Regions from separate parts of the Homo sapiens genome. Here region 2 is linked to region 1. Evidence: read pairs that join two places in POLR2A ChIA-PET (ENCODE). Cell type or tissue: B cell. All regions are shown on one strand. Each heading gives the region's core, and the rest is flanking DNA. Links, peaks and the distances in the headings are about the cores only.

The links. ChIA-PET counts read pairs that join two places held together with the same protein. Peaks named below come from ENCODE experiments on the same cell type or tissue, not always from the same donor. Only the 100,000 strongest peaks of a DNase experiment are listed, where the experiment ranks them.
Region 2: POLR2A ChIA-PET joins it to region 1 with 7 read pairs; 15 of 35 experiments call an interaction of 5 or more read pairs at or near these places.

What each region holds. Positions count from the first base shown.
Region 1 is chr6:26,539,567-26,550,569 of GRCh38, reverse strand. HMGN4 (high mobility group nucleosomal binding domain 4) reads right to left here. Exons shown (of 2, transcript NM_006353.3): 2 at 3,637-5,443. The coding sequence starts at 5,363. The coding sequence ends at 5,091. Among named protein-coding and RNA genes, the nearest start is that of HMGN4, 6.7 kb to the right of the region's middle. RefSeq lists enhancers at 1-220, 480-1,434. In B cell, for the core only: CTCF peaks have their summits at 6,210 and 6,409; a DNase peak (open chromatin) is centred at 6,476; H3K4me3 peaks cover 629 bases; H3K27ac peaks cover 95 bases.
Region 2 is chr6:26,370,018-26,379,703 of GRCh38, reverse strand. BTN3A2 (butyrophilin subfamily 3 member A2) reads right to left here. Exons shown (of 11, transcript NM_007047.5): 5 at 9,101-9,382; 6 at 6,607-6,807; 7 at 6,408-6,428; 8 at 6,291-6,317; 9 at 5,331-5,377; 10 at 4,906-4,933; 11 at 1,392-3,907. The coding sequence ends at 5,337. Among named protein-coding and RNA genes, the nearest start is that of BTN2A2, 8.2 kb to the left of the region's middle. In B cell, for the core only: no CTCF peak of the experiment used is centred there; a DNase peak (open chromatin) is centred at 4,267; H3K27ac peaks cover 3,808 bases.

The DNA of each region.
Region 1 (11,003 bases), core at 1-8,000:
GGTATCCAGAGTACGGCTCTTCCAGGCCATGTTGATGACCCAGGGTGGAAGCCATTGGAGAGTTTTGAGAGAAGAAGGAGGTATTTTTTTTTTTTTTTTTTGAGACGGAGTTCTCACTCTATCTCCCAGGCTGGAGTGCAGTGGCACGATCACGGCTCACCGCAACCGAGGGAGGTACATTTTAGCGGGATTTCTGTGAGAGGCATTCGAACCAGAGCGACTCCATTTTGAGTGAGGGCTAGGAAAACGAGGCCGGGACTTTTGCTGGGCTGCATTCCCAGAAAGTCAGGCATTCCTAGCCTCTAGATGTTTATGGTTAAGGGAACAAATTAATAATGTTTACTAAACAGACCCAGACTTGGGAGTGTCTAGATGTCCCCATATCTGGAGAACAAAGGCATTCCAAATTTTGCTTTAAAGATAATAATATCGATTCTTACAAAATATAATAAGAAAATTAATCCTTTATCACAGACCCTTGTAGCAGAGCACATCTCCCCATACTTACAGGTATGTATCTAGGGTGGACACTTTCCTCCGCGTTTCAGGAACACCCTACTCTGTCTATGGAGTAGCTGTACTTTCACTACTTAACTTTCTTAATAAACCTGCTTTTACTTTGCACTGCGGACTCGCCCTGAATTCTTTCTTGCGGGAGAGCCAAGAACCCTCCCTTGGGGTCTGGATCGGGACCCTTTTTCTGTAACACAACAACTATTGAGAAAAGAAGGTAGTGGTGCAAGAACAGATACAGAAAAATAAGTTTCCCTCCCTCTTCTTTCCAACTCTTCCATGCTCAGTGCCTCAGATGTGAGGGTCAGAAATTTGGTTATTAAAAACTCTAGGCCGGGCGTGGTGGCTCACGCCTGTAATCCCAGCACTTTGGGAGGCCGAGGCGGGTGGATCACGAGGTCAGGAGTTCGAGACCAGCCTGGCAAAAATGGTGAAACCCTGTCTCGACTAAAACAAATACAAAAGATTAGCCAGACATGGTGGCAGGCGCCTGTAATTCCAGCCACTCGGCAGGGTGAGACAAGAGAATCACTTGAACCCGGGAGGCGGAGGTTGCAGTGAGCTGAGATCGCGCTAATGCACTCCAGCCTGGGCGACAAGAGTGAAACTCCGTCTCAAAAAAACAAACAAGCAAACAAAAAAACCTCTAGATCACCCAGGCTGATATATGTCTAAATTTATGTTTGTCTAAATGTAAAGTTAAATGAGAACAATACTACTCAGCTCATAGGGTTTTCGAAATAAAATTTTTCATGTAAATCACTGGGCACACAGTTTGGCAACAACACTTAATAATTCTCTTTTATTATAGTCAGAAACCTGATATAATTTGGTTATTCATCTTAATTTTTTGATCCAACAATAATTTATTGAACATCTACTATGCACCTAAGATGACAGCAAGAGGGGTGAAAAAGAATAAAAGTAAACAACTACTATGCACATCTATATGCACTATCCATATTCTCTTAACATCTTCGTAAATGTTATTATTCTTACTGGAAGCCTTTTCCCCACTCCTTGCTTGACCAGCTCCTTTCTGTTTTCATTTTGCTGGTCATATGTCAACATACTCCAGGAAGTCCTCCCTAAGGCACCTTCATGCCCTGGCATCAGGGTTTGGGTCTCTTGCTGTGTTATAACAGAGAGCACACTACTGTATGGTGACCTATCTCTCTATCCCATTCAACTTTTTTTTTTTTTTTTTTTTTTTTTGAGATGGAGTTTCACTCTGTCGCCCAGGCTGGAGTGCAGTGGCGCCATCTCGGCTCTCTGCAACCTCCGCCTCCCCGGTTCAAGCGATTCTCCTGCCTCAGCCTCTTGAGTAGCTGGGACTGCAGGGATGCGCCACCACGCCTGGCTAATATTTTGGTATTTTTAGTAGGAGACAGGGTTTCACTATGTTGGTCAGGCTGGTCTCAAACTCTTGACCTCAAATGATCTGCCCGCCTTGGCCTCCCAAAGTGCTGGGATTACAGGTGTGAGCCACTGCACCAGGCTCTCATTCAACTTTGAGCTGAGAACAGGGAATATTTCTTTTATCTTTGATCCTAATCTGTTGTCAGGCATAAAGTGCAGATAAATGTTTGCTGTTTATCAAATAAAATGGATTGGGAATAGTTGAGCAGATGAAGGATGGTAATACGGCATGACAAAGTAGAAATGCCAGCAATTCACTATTACAATGGAAAAAAATGCTATTATGTAATTCCAGTTTTACTATATATGCTACTTACTGGTTTTAGTAAGGGCTCCATATGGAGTGGCCTGGGTCTCAGTTTTGTGGAGTAATCGAATTGTCTTTTTTCCTTGTTTTTCAGTGGCGATGTAAGATTCTGGGAAATATGAATCTTTTTTTCAAATCTTCAACAGAGCTTTATGCATCAATATGCTAATGAGGTAAATTGCACTACTAGTCATTTCCATAAAGTATCTCTAATTCTTTTCAAAACCTTGCAAAATAGATAATAGTTCTTGCTTTGTTACTGAGGAGATTGTGGCTCAGAAAGGCTAAGCAATCATCCAAGCTTGGCATTATTTACTGCCAACTCTCTCAGACCTCTTCACCGTTCCATACCATGTCCAAATCATCAACATGTTTTGCCTAGATTGCTGTGACAGCTTAGTCTATTGCTCATGCAGCAGCCATACTCACACACACACATATATAAAACACCTTAGATTGTGCCATTTCTTTGCTCGAAACTCTAATGGCACCAGGCATGGTGGCTGATGCCTGTAATCCCAGCACTTTGGGAGGCCGAGGCGGGCTGATCACTTGAGGCCAGGAGGTTGAGATCAGCCTGGCCAATATGGCAAAACCCCGTCTCTTCTAAAAATGCAAAATAATAATAATAATAAAATTAGCCGGGCCTGGTGGTAGGTGCCTGTAATACCAGCTACTCGGGAGGCTGAGGCAGGAGAATCGGGGGCGGAGGTTGCAGTGAGCAGAGATTGCGCCACTGCACTCTAGCCTGGGTAACAGAGTGAGACTCCATTTCAAAAAAAAATGCAGAGACACGGCCGGGCGTGGTGGCGCACGACTGTAATCCCAGCACTTTGAGAGGCTGAGGCGGGTGGATCACCTGAGGTCAGGAGTTCGAGACCAGCATGGCCAACATGGTGAAACTCCGTCTCTACTAAAAATACAAACATTGGCCGGGTGTGGTGGCGCGCGCCTGTAGTCCCAGGTACTCGGAGGCTGAGGCAGAAGAATCGTTTGAACCCGGGAGGTGGAAGTTGCAGTGAGCCAAGATCACACCACTGCACTCCAGTCTGGAAGACAGAGTGAGACTCTGTCTGGGAAAAAAAAAAAAAAAAAAAAAAAGCAGACACCAACACCTAGACTACGCTGACCATTTGAAAAAGAAATTACAGGTATAATAAGGACTAAGAAGAAACAAAATTGTTTGTATACACAGAATATATGGTTGTCTATGTAAAAAAAACAAACAAACCCACAAGAATATGCAGATACAAGAATGAGAGGTAGCAAGGCTGCTGGATACAAAAATCGAAATCAACATTAGCTAAAAACAGAAAATGTGGTAACTAAAAATATACCATACGAAGTAGTGTTAAAAAGCATAAAGTCCCTAGGAAATATTAACAAGAAGACCTTTATGGAGAAAATTATAAACTTTATTGAAAGATATTTCAAAGGCCTAAGTAAATGAAGAGCTGTACCATATTCATGTATTGGAAGACAACATTGTAAAGATGACATGGTTTACCAGATTAATCTATAAATTCAATACAAATCCAATCAAAATTTCAATGCTCTTGGGTTTGTTTGATTTATAAATTGTTGGTCTAATTCTAGAAGTAATATGGAGGAACAGTTGGCTAAGAATAGCCAAGACACTCCAAGGAAGAACAATTTTGTGGTGATACTGGAGACAGAGGTGAAATTGGTTACAATTATGACAAAATGTGGAGGCATCTTGGTTTTTATCAGACCTTTTCCTAAAGTTGCAATAATCAGGACTGTACTGTACTGCTACAAGATTAGACAAATTGATGTCAGTCAGAATAGAAACCATCAAAAGACCCACACACATACACAAAAATTTAATTTATGAAAGAGGCAGTGTTACAAATCACTGGGGAAAGGATGAACTTTTCAGTAAATAGTGCAGAGACAACCACTTCGAATATGAAAAATGTTAAGTTGAATTTCTAACTCATAATTTTCACAAAAATCAGTTCAGGACAGACTAAAGACAAATGTGAAAGGCAAAACTATAAAATTTCCACAAGGCAGTAAAGAATATATTTATGACTTTGGGTAGGAAAGGATCTCCCCCCAAACCAATTTGTATTCAGCTTTATATGATACTTTTTAAAAACATTTACTTTCAGCAGGAAATAGGCAACAATCTATAACATTTTACAATTTCCAAACTCCCCTCCTCCAAAAGTCACCGTAAAAGTTAACAAGATATGTCGTTGCTGTTTTGAACAAGAAAGATTTTCAGAGAGGGTGGACACTTCACATGAGGCATGTATGAGCTTTTCTCAGGCCCACTTTGACATGGAGGGACTAAAGTAAAACCAGCAGGATGAATCCACAAACTGAAAACAGGAATCTTGGCTCTTTTAAGTGACACCATCTCGATGTCATCAACAGAAAGCCTGAGTTTTGTTACCTAACACAGCTGATTTTAGGGTTGCCAAGGCCACATCAAAACTCTCGGTTTAAGGAAGTCAAGTCTATGCTGATGGCATCGGGGAAAGGGGAGACACGAAGTTTTGGTTCCCCACACTGTAAGGCTTCCGTGCCAAAGTGGCTGACACGTGAATGTCAGAGAATCTCTCCTGGGAATCAAGGGAATCAAGAACAATCTTCAAAAACCAGGACAGAAAATCCTATTTTCCCTTATTTCAATTCAGTTTCTGAGATACACCCTATTAGTGGTACTTGCCCTTTCCACAAAAGACAACAAGGAAGTGTCCTGTGTGCTAACAACATAACTTAAAAAAGCCAAAATTCTACACTTTTATAAAACTTGATTTAAAAAAATAGTATTTCAAACAGTAGAGTCACTATAAGTACAGAGCTCTCAAAAATGTACATTTCACTTGGCATCCCCAGTGCCTTCCGCTTTCTGGGACTGGAGTGTAGAGGCATCTCGGTTTTTTGCAGGGTTGTTCCCATCCTTTCCAGCATCTGCTTTCCCCTTTCTCCCTTTGGGAAGCTTCTCTCCCTTCTTTGCAGAGGCCTTTTTAGGCCTGGGCTCTGGTTTTGGAGGAGCTGGTTTAGCAGACAACCGAGCTGATCTCCTCTGTGGCTCATCCTTCACCTTTGCTTTATCACCTTTAGCATCTCCTTTTGCCTTTCTCTTGGGCATGGTAGCAGCAGTGTTCGCAGGTGGCTTGAGCAGTCCTGTTGGGTGCTTCTGTCCTCCTCACGCTGTTCCTGGAAAGATGTCTTTAACAAGACACAAAAAGCGTAAACCATAAAGGGAAAGACTGACGAATGTAAACGTTAAAAATCAAATTGACTATATTGTTAATAATTCGTGTATATCAAAAAAGATAGCATAATAAAAGTAAAACAATAAGTACCAGCTTGGCAAAGATATATGTAAAATATATAATGGACAAAATGTTAGAATCCTGAATACATAAAGCATTCCTATAGATCCATGAGGAAAGGACAAAATGAAAATTTTAAAACTATGGCAAAAAATGTTAACAGGTACTTCTTGGAAGCATGAGTGAGGAATAAGCACCTAAAAATATATAAGAAGTACATATTAAAAGCATAGGATATAACATTTCATATCTATCAAACTGAGGAAAACCAAGTTGTCTGACAATATCAAGGGCTCAGCTGATATGGAGCAATCAAAACCCTTATGTACTGCTGTGTGTGTGTGCCAATTAGTGTATTTGCTTTTGGAAACAGTGGTTATTTGTAAAGCACTCTGCAAACAGTGGTATTGTGTAAAGCAATTTTACTTCTAGGTGTTTACTTAGAGGGATTCTTGGAGGTGTGGACAGGAGATCTCCACAAGAATGTTTCTAGCAACACTGTAATTTCAAAAACCTGTAAATCACCCAAATGTCCTTCAATAGTAGAAGGGATGCATATATTTTGGTAGTATGTATAAAAGGGAATACCATTCAGCAGCAGAAACAAATAGATTACAGGTAGGTTCAAAAACGAGGATGAATCTCAAGAATATAATGCCGAAGAAAAATAGCAAGTTGCAGAAGAATATGTACACTATAGATCCATTTACACATGTAAAACTATGACATGTTGAGGCCACAAACATATAGTAAAACTTAAAAAAAAAGGGATAAATAAAAATTGGACAGTGGTCATCTCTTGGGAGTTGGGAAAGGGATGTAGTTGGAGAAGGCATGGAGGTTAGTCCAGAGATGGGGGAGGTTGCATTCTCTTCTTTAAACTGTAGGGGAAGCACATGGCTGGAGTATTACCTATGTCTTACACAGAAAAATTGTATGTGTCTGCTCAAGAATTAATAAAAGTACTAAAAAATGTGGGTAGCCCAGAGCACAGATTGAGAGCCACACAGGTAGGAAATGGAAAATAGTTTGAGTTTGAGTAATTAGGACTTAGGCCTAGGGCTGGCATTCATGGGCACTGTGTGACTTTTTTAAAGCTTTTGTCTATCATACCTTCTGCCCCACCCTTGAAAACATTTACTGGGAAATTCTGTAACCTTGTGAGTGGCCACCATTCTACAATGTTATTATTATTTTTTTAATCTTGTCTCCAAATTGCTCCAGTTTTTTTTTTTTTTTTTTTTTTTTTTTGAGATAGAGTCTCAGAGTCTCGTTCTGTCACCCAGGCTGGAGTGCAGTGGTGCGATCTCGGCTCACTGCAACCTCTGCCTCCCGGGTTCAAGCAATTCTCCTGCCTCAGCCTCCTGGGTAGCTGGGATTACAGGCGCACGCCACCATACCCAGCCAATTTTTGTATTTTTACTAGAGACAGGGTTTCACCGTGTTGGCCAGGCTAGTCTCGAACTCCTGACATCAGGTGATCCACCTGAGAATTGCTTGAACCTGGGAGGCGGAGGTTGCAGTGAGCCGAGATTGTGCCACTGCACTCCAGCCTGGGGGACAGAGTGAGACTCTGCTTCAAAAAAAAAAAAAAAAAAGGTAATGGTGCCACTGAGACATACAGTTCTACTGATCTAACTACACCTGACCTGCTCTCTTCTGAAGAAATCCTTGCCTAGACATTACATGAATTTATTGCTAATTTTTGTCTTTTTCCCTTTATTTCAAATGCAACATTAAGGAATCATTTTAACAATTTTTAGGAAACAAAAGGAGTTACTCTTACAATGAAGGAACCAGTGAAAATCACTTGGTCTAATGGTAGGGTGACTTGATTTATACCTGTTGCCCTAGTATAATTATTCATAATGTTCCCTTTTACTTTGAAAGGTGACCTAACTTGGGCAATGAATAATAAGGTTACCCCAAATATTCTGCATATATTTTTAGAGGCCTTTATGTTATCAGAGAATGAGAGTGTTTAACCAAAAAGTGAGATTTTGGCCTAGCACACATTTCCCTAAGAATAGATACTCCATACCATTCTCCTTCCATCTCACTCCAAAATTGTTTCTCAGCCCATTTCCTGGTGTGAGAATGCTCACACAGTCTCTTTTCCTGGGTTCAGTCTTCTTCGAGTTAGATCCATTGAAGTCCATCCGAAGTAGGGGGGCCATGATCTCCACATGTCAAAGGCCAAAATACAGCAGGTGACAAAATAAAATCAGGAAAAATAGGCCACTGCCTGGATGCTGTATCTGAGTATATAAATACGGATTTAATTCTTGAAACTCACCTTTAGGAAGCTGATTAGGAGACCAGGTCACTGACTCTCTAGAGACCTTACAAATGTGGGAGACAGATACACACATAATGAAAAGGGACCAGAGAGATGGGTAAAAGCTCTTACCATTTCCATAAAGGACAAGGAGGTTGGAAAAGGAAGGAGCTCTCACCACACAGTGGTTTTAACTCAGAAGAAATTATTTGAGGTGGCGCAGAAGAGATTTTTAGGTAAATGAAACTCTTTTGTATGCTACTGTAATGGCATATATTATAAAATGGTAGATGTTATGCACTTGACAAAACCCACAGAACTTCATACAGTGAGTGAACCCTGATGTAAACTATATATTTTAGTTAATAATAAGCTATCAATATTAGTTCATCATTTGTAACAAATGTACCACACCAGTGTAAGTTGTTAATAACTTAGGAGAAACTGAGGTGGGGGAAAGGAAGTATGTGGGAACTCTGTATCTTCTGCTCAATTTTCTGTAAACCAAAAATTGCTCTGAAAAAAGGAAGTCTATTAATGTAAAAAAAAAATACGCATTTTAAGAGTTCAAAAAAATAATGTTAATGATAAAATATAAAAGTCATTACAAATACTCCTTCATGCATGTGGAAGAAAAGAAAAATTATTAACTGGCAGATAAATCTTACTAGTAATTGTACAACTTTTGGAAACATAGAGAAATGACTTTCAATGGTATCATCAGGGCAAGAAATTATCAAGACAGATACTGAAGTTATTTTCCCAAGACATGGCAACAATTTTAAAAGTTTTAGAAATATAACAGTTCCCCTTTGTTAAAATAACTCTTCCAATAACATTATATTACAAACAACAGAGCAAGTTAGTGAAAGTTTTGAATCACTCGTCTTCATTGCACAGAACTGGACTGAAATTCTCATGAAAGCTCTCAATTTAACTCCTCATTTAACCAGATTGCTGTAGGGGAGAAGAAACATCTGCTTCATCCTTCTTCCAATCCTTTTGTTAGCATGAAGACTTGCATTTTTATCATTAGAAGAAGATCATGATGTTTAAATTAACTGGCAAAAATAGCTTTAAAAAAAAAACTAATAGTGAAATAAAAAGCAAAATAGGGTATTATGGGTGGGCCCTAATTCAATATTACTGGTGTACTTATAGGAAGAGGAGATTAGGATACAGACAACATAGAGGAACACATCTAAGGATGTAGTGGGAGGTGGCCATCTGCAAGCCAAGGAGAGGCCTCAGAAGAAACCAAACCTGCCGACATCTTGATCTTGGACTTCTATCCTCCAGAAGTCAAAGAAAATTAATTTTTGTTGTTTAAGTCACTCAGCCTGTGGTACCTTGTTTCGGCAGCCCTAGCGGACTAACATAGGAGGGAACAGTGTAAGAATTTAGTGACTCAGGCAGGGCGTGGTGGCTCACGCCTGTAATCCCAGAACTTTGGGAGGCCAAGGTGGTCAGAAGTTCGAGACCAGCCTGGCCAACATGGTGAAACCCTATCTCTACTAAAAATACAAAATTAGCCATGGGTGGTGGTGCGTGCCTGTAATCCCAGCTACTAAGGATGCTGAGGCAGGAGAATTGCTTGAACCCGGGAGGCAGAGGTTGCAGTGAGCCGAGATTGCGCCACTGCACTCCAGCCTGGGCAATAGAGTGAGATTCTGTTTCAAAAAAAAAGGAATGTAATGACTAGGGAAACATCTTGGATTAGATTAATTTGGGGGTCTCACCCAGCTCTCAAAATATATTTTTCCATGTTTTTTCTCTTTCATAGCAAGCAAATCCATGGACCAAAATGCCACCTCATTCAATACTCATTTTCACCTCATCCCTAGCAAACACAAGGCACATTTTAGCAGCATCTTTTTGATCACTCGATGGATACGGAACTGGGTTTCTGGGAGGTAGTTCTAACTTGGGTTTTAGCCTCAATCCCACCCCGAAATCAGAAGGTTCCCCTCTCCCTCCCTGCCTCTTACTTAAGGAGAGATCGTGTTTGGGGGTTGGAGGGAAGATCTGGAAGAAAGTTAAGAACACCAAGCTTAGGAAGGAGAGAATAAAGGATATAATTAAAATACAATAAAAAATGCACAGGCAAATGCTGGGCGTGGTGGCTCACGCCTGTAATCCCAGCACTTTGGGAGGTGGAGGCAGGTGGATCACTTGAGGTCAGGAGTTCAAGACCAGCCTGGCCAACATGGTGAAACCCATTTCTACTAAAAATACAAAAATTAGCTGGGTGTGGTGGCATATGCCTATAGTCCCAACTACTTGGGAAGCTGAGGCAGGAGAATCACTTGAGCCTGGGAGGCGGAGGTTGCAGTGAGCCAAGATTGTGCCACTGCACTCCAGCCTGGGTGACAGAGCAAGACCCGGTCTCAAAAAAAAAAGAAAAAAAAAAAAAGATTCACAGGCAAGATGCAGTGTGCTACAGAAGCAAGAGGTCACATGGTGTCAGTCACTCTCCAGGGCGTTTGTTCTTCATCTTCCAAAGTATTAGAGACGCAGCATGAGTTTCCACGGAGGTTAAGTGAGAGAGACTGGGAGATGCAGGGGTAGAAAGGAAAGATGAGAAAACGCAGGGTGTCTAAAAGGGTAGGTTTGCTGCTGCAGCTTGCCAGAATGCATCTGCTTTAAAGAGAAGGAGTGAGCCATAAGCTCCCAAACAGTCACCCATCTGTAAAGGTTGGTTAGGGGCACACTCACCTTCCAGGCTAAAGTATTCCTGCTAACTGGGATCGGAGAAAGATGAAGAGGATAAATCCTTGTCATCTCCTAGGACCCTGGAACCTTTGCCCCCTTTCTGGGCACCATAATAACTTGCTTATATTTCTGAGTAGTACAGAGGGGATTTTAAATGAAAATGTATTAGACAGGTTGCTGTTGAGCACATGCCCAAGTTTATTGTCTTGCTAACCAAGATATTATCTTGCTAGCCAAGGTGTTGTCTTGTTAAGGGAACCAGCAAGATGACAAAAGAATGGACCTTTCAAGTCAACGTCTACCCAAGCAGCCTGTTTAAGAAAATGATAAAAAGAAAACAGCTCATTAACATTGTCCTTTTCTTTCTTTTCTTTTCTTTTTTTTTTTTTTTTTTTAATTTTGCGGACCCACCAAAGAATGCAGCCCTTCTTTTCTCATGGTCATAAAAATATCACATTCGGTT
Region 2 (9,686 bases), core at 1-8,000, 170 kb after region 1:
GTATCTCCCTTCTCCTTTGCCTGTGAGCTTTATCACACCCATGATAGTTGCTTTTCTGCAGTTACATAGCCCAATCTTAAAGTACATTAGAATTAACACTCCCAGGCCAATCTTCAAACAATTCAAGCAAAGGAGGATGGGAAGTGGAGATAAAGTCGCAGGCCCTGTAGTCCTTAGGAAGATTCTGAGCTATATCACACATTTCATATGGTTTCTTAGAGAGTCGTAAAAGGGATTAAGCCAAGTTTTCCACATGATAACTGACTCATGAATGAACTCTTTATCTCATTTCTCATGTAATTGGCTTTCTTTCATTTCTCAATTTATTTCTGCACTTGTGTTTCCTGGGATCACTTCCCAAATCAGTGTGGTGAGCTGAGTAGTGCCCCCCCCCGCCCACCCTTTGAGTTATATCCACTAAGAAACTTATGAATAGAATGTATAACATGGCGAAATGGATGTTACACAAAATTAAAATTATGGACCTTAAATTAGAGAGATTATTCTAAACTGTCTGTTGGACTCAGTCAAATCACAGGAGTCTTTAAAAGTAAAAGGCAGACTGAGTGCCGTGGCTCATGCCTATAATCCCAGCACTTTGGGAGACCAAGGTGGACAGATTTCTTGAGCTCAGGAGTTTGAGACCAGCCTGGGCAACATGGCAAGACCCTGTCTCTACAAAAAAAATACCGGGGCATGGTGATGTGGGCCTGTGGTCTCAGCTACTTGGGAAGCGGAAGTGGGTGGATTGCTTGAGCCCAGGGGACAGTTTGCAGTGAGCCGAGATCACGCCACTGCACTTCATCCTGGGTGACAGAGCGAATCCCTGTCAACAATAAATAAATAAATAAATAAAAGGAAGGAAAAAAAGGAGAAGGTAAAAGAATCAGAATGATACAATGGAGAAAAAGAACTAGGAGAGGAGACTCAATGTACTGTTGCTGCTTTGAAGATGGAGGAAGGGAGCTAAGAGTCAGAGTGTGGCAGCCTCTAGAAGTGGGTACAGTCCCTGGCTATAAACCAGGAAACAACTGGGACCTCATTCCTGTAAATGAAGGGAACTGATTCTGCCAACGATCTGAATAAGCAAGGAAATAGATTCTTCCTTAGAGACTCCAGAAAGGAATCCAGCCTGCAGACACCTTGATTATAGCCTGGTGAGATCCCTGTGGGACTTCTCACCTACAGAACAGTGAGATAATAGATTTGTGTTGCTTTAAATCTATGAATTTCTGGTAATTCAGATGGCAACAATAGAAGAGGCATCCAATAAGGGTTTTGTGAAAATGCTGCAGTGAGGCAAACTGAAACTGTGGGGAGTACAGTGGGTATGTAGACTACTCTACTGTGCTGAGTAGACACCACAGTCTAGAAAAAACCAAGTTGAAGAGTCAGCATTATTAACAAATTTATTGAACAACTAGAACTTGACAAGCACTTGCCCAGTAGAGGGGATACAGTGGTGAGCAATAATAGTGATGATAATGAGGAGCAGTTTTCCCTAGCAGGCAGCAGTTGAAAGGAATATGGGTTTAACATCCACCAATGACCAGGAGTGGACAGATCCTTTTCCAGGAGACTGAGTCCATAGTGGGATTAAAAACATCCCTGTAATTCTTCTAGCTTCCTTCATCCAAATTACCAATATTACAGAGAATCTCTAGGGTATTTGCTCTGCCTGGAAACCTTGACTGAAGGAAGGCTGGCTCTGGCTGCACGATCACTTATCACATTTGTTGGGTGGGAACACATCTGTGCCCCATTATTAACTGAGTGTGGCCTCTAGTCTCTTTCAAAGTCACATGCCCTGTGGGAACTGCAACGTTATTCTCTCAACCAAGACACTCTGCAGAGCCAATCCAAGGAGTGCTGGGTCTAAGGCTCTGATAATCAGCTGGGAAGGAGTCCATAGGGGTCTTAACTCCACAACCACTCACAGTGATCTCGATCCTGGAGCTGTCCTGGGAAGGGAACCTCAGGGCTACATGTGGGCTCTTCCCATGCAGGAAAAATCAGGCTGGAAAAGAACGGGCAATTGGCCAGGGACTGAAGCTGAACATCTCCCAACTGCACAAATTACCGTGTGAGTTATGTAAGCTACTTAATGTTGCCCTGCCTCTGCTTCCATACTTGCCAAATGAGACTACCTGACAGGGTGTTGTGAGGATTAAAGGAGTGACACCCACCAAAGCTCATAACACAGCACTCAGAACGTTTTAAATTCTCCATTAATGTTAGTCATTGTTGTTCAGATCCCAGCTCTGTTGTTCACTATTCCTGTCTGCTTTGTAAAGTCAATACACTTTTCTACACCCCAGTTTCCTTATCTGTATAAAGGGGCCAATAAGGTGGCACCAAACTCAAACAACTGTCCTATGGAATAATTGAATGAATATCAGTAAAGTGCTTCAGTGTGTGCCTGTAGCTTTATGGTTCTGACTGGCTGTTGTGGAGGGTGAGACCCTTAGCTCCAGGCTGGGCAGGGAGAAGCAGAGATGTTACTTCAGCCTGAGGCTCCCCACTTTCATTAGCTAAGCCTGGGGTCAGTGGTATCTCCAGGGAATGATCAGGCACTAGGTCGGGATCGGGGGAACTCTCTACTTTTGGTATTGGGCAAACGGTCAGGGCAGTGGGCTCCAAGGTCAAAATTCTGAATACAGGATACAGAGGCTCAGAGGAAGAGGCGTGCAGAAATGTGTAGATATGAGATCCATCCGTGGCATTGTAGAACGAGATATGTCCAGTCTCATAGTCCAGGATGACCCCCACTTTCCTAGGAGGCTCAGGAAGTTTCAGGTTGGTTCTGGGCTCAGTGAGAGCCCGATACTTATTCCCATCAGTCAGGCCCATAGTCCAGTATCCGTTCTCCGGTGTCATTTTGACCCAAACTTTTTTCCTCTCCACGTTCTTACTACATACCCCAATATGCCACTCTTTTCTGTCCCCCACTTCCACCTCCCAGTAGTGTCTCTCTGACATGAAGCTTTCACAGCCAAGCACACAGTAACGCCATTCAAATCTCTCAGGGTTGTCTGGTAGGTCATGGGGCTCCTCAGCACGCTGTACACTCCTCTGGTCCTCAGAAACAAGGAGGATGGCATTTGCCATGTCTGGATACAGAATTACATCTGCTGCAGAGAGTTTGAGGAGGTGTCCATGGGGTCAGCCATTTTTCCTGGATTTAAGAGCCACAGCATGCAAGGCTTGGGCCATGCTGAGGAGGTCCTTCCAGAACCCCGTGTCCCTAGCCTGCCCTGAATGTGATTCTCTCATCAATGTCATTGGTGAAAGCCCCAGGGGTCTAGTGACCAGAGGGGAAATGAAAGTAAGGTCAGTATCTGCCTAACCCAATACCCTGATGCGGCCCCAAGAAGCAACAAGGATCCTCTTTCTACATTTTTGTTGTTTCCCTCCCCACATTGATTCTGCCCACTGATGCTTTATACTCAGAGGTTAATTTTCTTTTCTTTTTTTTTTTTTTTTTTTTTCTTGAGACAGAGTCTCGCTCTGTCTCCCAGGCTGGAGTGCAGTGGCGTGATCTCGGCTCACTGCAAGCTCTGCCTTCCGGGTTCATGCCATTCTCCTGCCTCAGCCTCCCGAGTAGCTGGGACTACAGGTGCCCGTCACCATGCCCGGCTAATTTTTTATTTTTTGTATTTTTAGTAGAGACGGGGTTTCACCGTGTTAGCCAGGATGGTCTTGATCTCCTGACCTTGTGATCCGCCCTCCTCAGCCTTCCAAAGTGCTAGGATTACAGGCATGAGCTGCTGTGCTGGCCCTCAGAGGTTAATTTTCAATCTTCACTCGACCACTCGTGAGCTAAATGAGTTCCCCTTTTCTGCAGTCTATTTTTCCATACATCCAATTTATTTAACAAGGTGGAGCCTCATCTGAAGCATTTCCTCACCTGAAAAATGGGGATAAACATATGAATCTCTAGCGCTGTAGAAGGCAATCATATTATTTACTCAGCCCACAGCAGGCCATGAAGGAAGCTCCTCATCTTCCTGATAGCTGCAAGGCCGTCTCTGTGCTGGGCTCTGTGTGGGGCCTTATATGCCCTAGATTCACTCTCCAGCCTTCAGCTTTCTCCACCCTCTTCTGGACCCCAGGAATCTGTCCTCTATGGACAGTGCCACTGGGCTCCCTTGTCCTCTGGTTTGCTGCTGTGTTTGGCCAATGGGAGGCCCTGATAGAAGATTAGAAGGAGAAAGAAAGGAGATACACACCGTTTAATTTCCTGCTTCCTCCCTGCCAGCAGCAGCTGGTGGTGCTCTAACAAGGCCCGAGGACTCTTCTCAGGAAGCTCCCTCGTTAAGCTACCTCTTTCTCTGGGTTCCAGTAATTGCCTCCCCTTTTTAGCCCTCCCAGGCTAGGGGTGGAGACAGCTCCCCACTGTTGGGAACCATGGGGGCACTGCACTTTTCCTTGTTGCTTTCCCTTAACCCTTCTTTCTGGAAACCTTGTCCAACTACCCAGTTTGAGCTCACCATCTATTTCTTGCTAGGTTTCTGCCAAGCATGTTCATTATTCCTTCAGTCTTCACCTCAACCCCCATGAAAAACAGATTGCAATCATCATCTAAAAATGTGGAGGCCAAAGCTTGGAAGCATTAAATCCTTTGAGGAGATACAGGCAGTAGGTGGCATGAGAAGCCTGGGAAGGACAAAGTTCTTTGGGCAGGCATCACCTCCTCTCCTTGGCATTTCCATCCTCACTCTCCCTGCAGTATTACTCAGTGTGTGTCTCCTTCCCTTCACCTCCACCCTTTATGCGTCTTCCTACCCACGAAGGAAGTCAAGGGAACTTTTCTGCTCCAAATCACAAGAGTTGGAGAAGAAAAAAGGAAAAAGGAATATAGTCCCTCAGGTTGTTGGTCCAGGGAACATGCAGTGATTTACTCACCAGGCTTGAAGAGGGCCATTTTTCCATTCTGAAAGGAAGGAGACACAGATAAGAAAAAGGTCAGTATTTTTGTACTTTTCCCACTCCATTCTCCTCTCACTACATGTTTTCTCTCCTTTTCTTTAGAGTCTCTTCCAGGGTCCAGCTTCCCTCCTCTACAGCTCTGATGGATCAGAGGTGGCACCTTCTCAAAAATGTCAGGCTTGGCTCCCTGTGTCATGGGGGGTGCAGGATGCATGGCCAGGCTTTACAAGGGGGTGTGCAGGATCAGGAGTTTCTCAGAGGCTCCAGAAAAGCGGAGGTGAACCCCCACCACACAGAAATTGAGTCTTTAGATTAGATCTAATTAATCCAGCTGAGAACATCCACGGGTCACAGTGGAGAAAAAGTTGAAATATTCAGGGCATGTGACCCAGCAAACTTACAGAGCATCAGGCTGACTTATTGGTATCGGACGAAGACTCCTCTCCACCTACAATGAAAGAAAGGTAGAGGTGTCACCAGAACTCTGCCTTTTCTGTGTTGGCCCCTTCCCCTTCTTTTTGCATCCATCTAGTCTTTTTTTTTTTTTTTTTTTTTTTTTTTTTTTTTTTTTTTACCATCCCACCCTTCCCCATGGTCTCCATCTTCAGGTACAATTCTTTCTTCACCTCTTCTTAATATCAAGTCTGGGAACATCGGTTGAACGCTAGTGGCAGGGCAGGCACTGTGAGAGTTCCTTCCCAATGGGGTCCAGCTCATCTGTTTTGAATGTGTACCTGGGCATAGGTGTCACCATGTCTATATGTGTATGCCTAGGAGTACAAGATTCATCCTTCTCAATCTGTATCATTTCGTACCTTGCTCTAAAAAGAATTTGGGAAATTTAATGAGCAATTTCAGGGACTAGTTTTTGAAAGCAGTTATGATCTATCTGTACCAACTGAGCCACTGTAGCTACTCCTCTTTATTAGACACACTTTTCTCCCTCCCTCTCTCTTTTCTGATTTTCTTATTTCTTAAATCTTCCATTCTTGTTTTCCTTTCAACAGCCTCTAGATTATGGGAAACAACAAGTAAGTTTCCTGCCATAGAAAATGCACCTCATCCTTCTCTTCCCTCTTCCTTTTGAAGTGTACCCCTGGATATTCCTCAGTGCTTTTTAGAGCTTAAGGGTCTGTAGCCCCTAGTACAAAGAGATTGAAGACCTCTTTTTTTTTTTTTTTTTTTTCTAGAGAGAAAAAGCACTGGGTGGTTTCTCCAAAGAGCCACACTTGTTTTCTTTTTCTGGGTAAAGGGATCCAAGACCACTTTTCAACCCTGGGCTATGACTTATGGGCTGGAAAATAATGAAGCAGAGAGAGAGTAACAGATTTGAATTCAGAGAAAATGTCAAAGCCACTCACGAGTCAAGTACTGGATTTTTTTCCTCTCTGCAATGGAATGAACAGGGAAGAGTCATCAAGGTGCTCAAAGCGAGGATAGGAAGACATGTCTGGATCTCTGGGGGAATGGTAACTTACTGAGTTCCTCCTGGAGGCTCTCTGGAAAATAACCAAAAAAAAAAAAAAAAAAAAAAAAAGATGAACTGTTATGGGTGAGGTTGGTGTTTCGGGAAATAAACCTTAAACATGATGCAGTGCCAGGGTAGGGGAGAGAGGTGAGGTTTTCAGGCTGGGGCATGCAAGCCAAGAGCTTAGATTCTCTGCTTGCGTTGGATACCTCTTAGGCTTATTTCCCGCTCTGTTGCAGCATATCCCATTTCTTTCATCTCTTGCTCACTTTCTATCTCACTGGACAGAGCAGTTATTTCCTTCTGTTGTCTCCACAAGAAGTAACTGGCTCCGGCGAGAAGCAGCAGCAAGATAGGCAGGGTCCCTGCCAGGGCTGCGATCCAGGGCTGGGCGCTCCTGAAGAAGGGGTCTGCGAAGGGGAGAGCTGTAGGTCATGGGCGCTGGTGCGCTCAGCCTCCCCAGCCTGCAGCACCCCAAGCTTTAGCTGCTCAGCTCAGGTCGGGGGTGGGGAATCTATCTCATGAGGTTAAATAAGGATTCTCTCCCTAAAGTCTCAGAGGACTATAGATAAGACTTTGGTAAACCCTCACTACAAGCTACTACTATTACTTATCTTGAGATGTCTGCCTCTCACATGGAAAGTAACTTGAGCAAAGTCATACACATTTTTTCTAAATATTTTTTCAATAGGTAACACATTTACATCGTTCAAAACTACATACACATAAAGTCACGCAACTCTCTCATTCACCCTGTCCTCCCTCCCTCCATGTATTAACTTCTTAGTCCACTTAATATGATGCTTAGGAACATAACCTGTGGAGTCAGAGGGTATGGGTTTCAATGCTGGCTCCCCCATGTGACTAGCAGTGTGATGTTGGACTACTTACATAACCTCTCTGTTTGTAGTGGCCTAATCTACTAATGTAAAATGAGGGTAATGATAATACCTATTTCCTGAGGTTAGAAGAATTGAATTAATACTTATAAAGTGCCTGATGTACAGTAAGTGTTACAAAATTGCTTGTTGAAGTTTAAAAATGTAAACTAACCCAATTGAGAACTAAAAAAAAGTAAATTAAAATATATTCTTATTTTTCCTCTTGTTTAAACTAAAAATAGCATTCTATACACGTCCCTCTGCATCTTGCTTTTTCTGTGTAAAGTGTATCTTGGAGATCTTTCCATATTAGTATAGAGAGAATTGCTTCTTTTTCCTTTTACAAACTGTGCAGTATTCCCTTGTATGGAAGTTCCCTGGCAGTGAACATCTGCACAGTTTCTAACCTTGTGCAATAGTAATCAGTGCTATAAGAAACCTTTTACAGGCCGGTTGCAGTGGCTCACGCCTGTAATCCCAGCACTTTAGGAGGCTGAGGCGGGTGGATCACTTGAGGTCAGGAGTTTGAGACCAGCCTGGCCAACATGGTAAAACCTTGTCTCTACTAAAAATACAAAAATTAGCTGGGTGTGGTGGCACATGCTTGTAATCTCAGCTACTTGGGAGATTGAGGCAGGAGGATCACTTGAACCTGGGAGGCAGAGGCTGCAGCGAGCTGAGATTGCACCACTGCACTCAAGCCTGGGCAATAGAGTGAGACTTTGTCTAAAAAAAAAAAAGACACACACACAACGAAAAACAGAAACCTTTCACATGGATCATCTCATACAAATGCAAGCTTATCTATCAGATAAATTCCTAGAAGTGGAAGTTTGGATCGATAAGTGTGTAGTTTGGATAGATATTGCTATAGAGCCCCCAACAGAGGTTGACCTAATGCACATCAAAAATACAGGAAGTTACATGAGCAAATGACTGAGAGTCACTGCCTTCCTACATTCCTATGAGAATCATGTATTATAAGCCAAAGCAGTTTTGATTTTTGCAAATATCATAAGTGAAAAATTATTTCATATGTTTACCCAGTGAGTGAGAATGAGCACCCTTTTGTGAGTTATTTCCTTTTCTGTGAATTGATAATTCATGGGCTTTGTTAACATTTTTTTTACTTGGTTTCTATTTTATTTTATTTTATTTATTTTTTGAGACAGAGTCTCGCTCTGTAATCCTGGCTGGAGTGCAGTGGTCTGCTCTCACTCACTGCAACGTCTGCCTCCTGGGTTCAAGTGATTCTCGTGCCTCAGCCTCCTGAGTAGCTGGGATTAGAGGTGCACTCCACCACACCTGGCTAATTTTTTGAATTTTTAGAAGAGATGGAGTTTCACCATGGCCAGGCAGGTCTCAAACTCCTGGCCTCAATGATCTGCCTGCCTCGGCCTCCCAAAGTGCTGGGATTACAGGCGTGAGCCACCATGCCTGGCCAAAACTTTTTACTAGGTTTTTAGAATCTCCTTCTGATTCAAGGAGATCAGCTCTTTCTCTATGATATGAGTTTGTAAATATATATATATAACCATTTTGTCATTTCACATTATATAAGGAGCTTATCTTAATGTTTTTCCTCCAATTCCCATTGCCTGTCATACTTTCTGGCAGATAGGAAATGTTCAGAAAATGTTTGTGTTACGAACACCTTTATGGAGGAAAGAAGCTCCCCTGGCACAAAGAGGAGCCTCCAGGTCTGTGCTTTGGGCCTTATATTCAGTGCAGAGACCCAGGTCGACCACAGATATTAACACATCCCCCTTCATTCAACTGCCACAGCTCAGCTCAGAAAACCTGAGGCCAAGCAGGTACTGACCTGCGATGGAAATGCTGGCTGTCTTTTCCAGGCCGAGGAGGGAATTTCTGATGATGCAGGATACACCCTCCCCGGAGCCGCCTCTCATGATCACAGATGCTGCTACTTCATATAGGCCCACTCCATCTGCAACCACAGGTGCTTCCACAGCTGGGATGTTCTCTCCCTTGGCGTTGCTCCACTGTATTTGGGGTTGGGGGTACCAGCCGGTGGACCTGCACTCCAGATGGATCCCTCCATCCTCATAACCCTTCACTTCGACGTGAAGATTAGAACCCAGTGCTGTGGAAGGATAATTTGGCCTAAATTCTGGATAGCTCCTGTATTAGGGAGGGTCTCAATGGGAATCAATGTCAGGCTCAGATTTGATAATTCAAGAGATATTTCATTCAGGAGCTGTTTACAAAAGTGTGGTCATGATGAGGGGAAAACTAAATTTGCTAGTGCAGTATCCCAGGGTCAGAAACAGTGGGGCTATTCCCACCCACCCCAATTACCAGAGGGAGGAGGAGAGGAAGCTGTTTTGAACACAAAAAAGAAGAGATTCATGCATTGAGGACTTCCTTTAGAGGAGCTGTTACCTTCA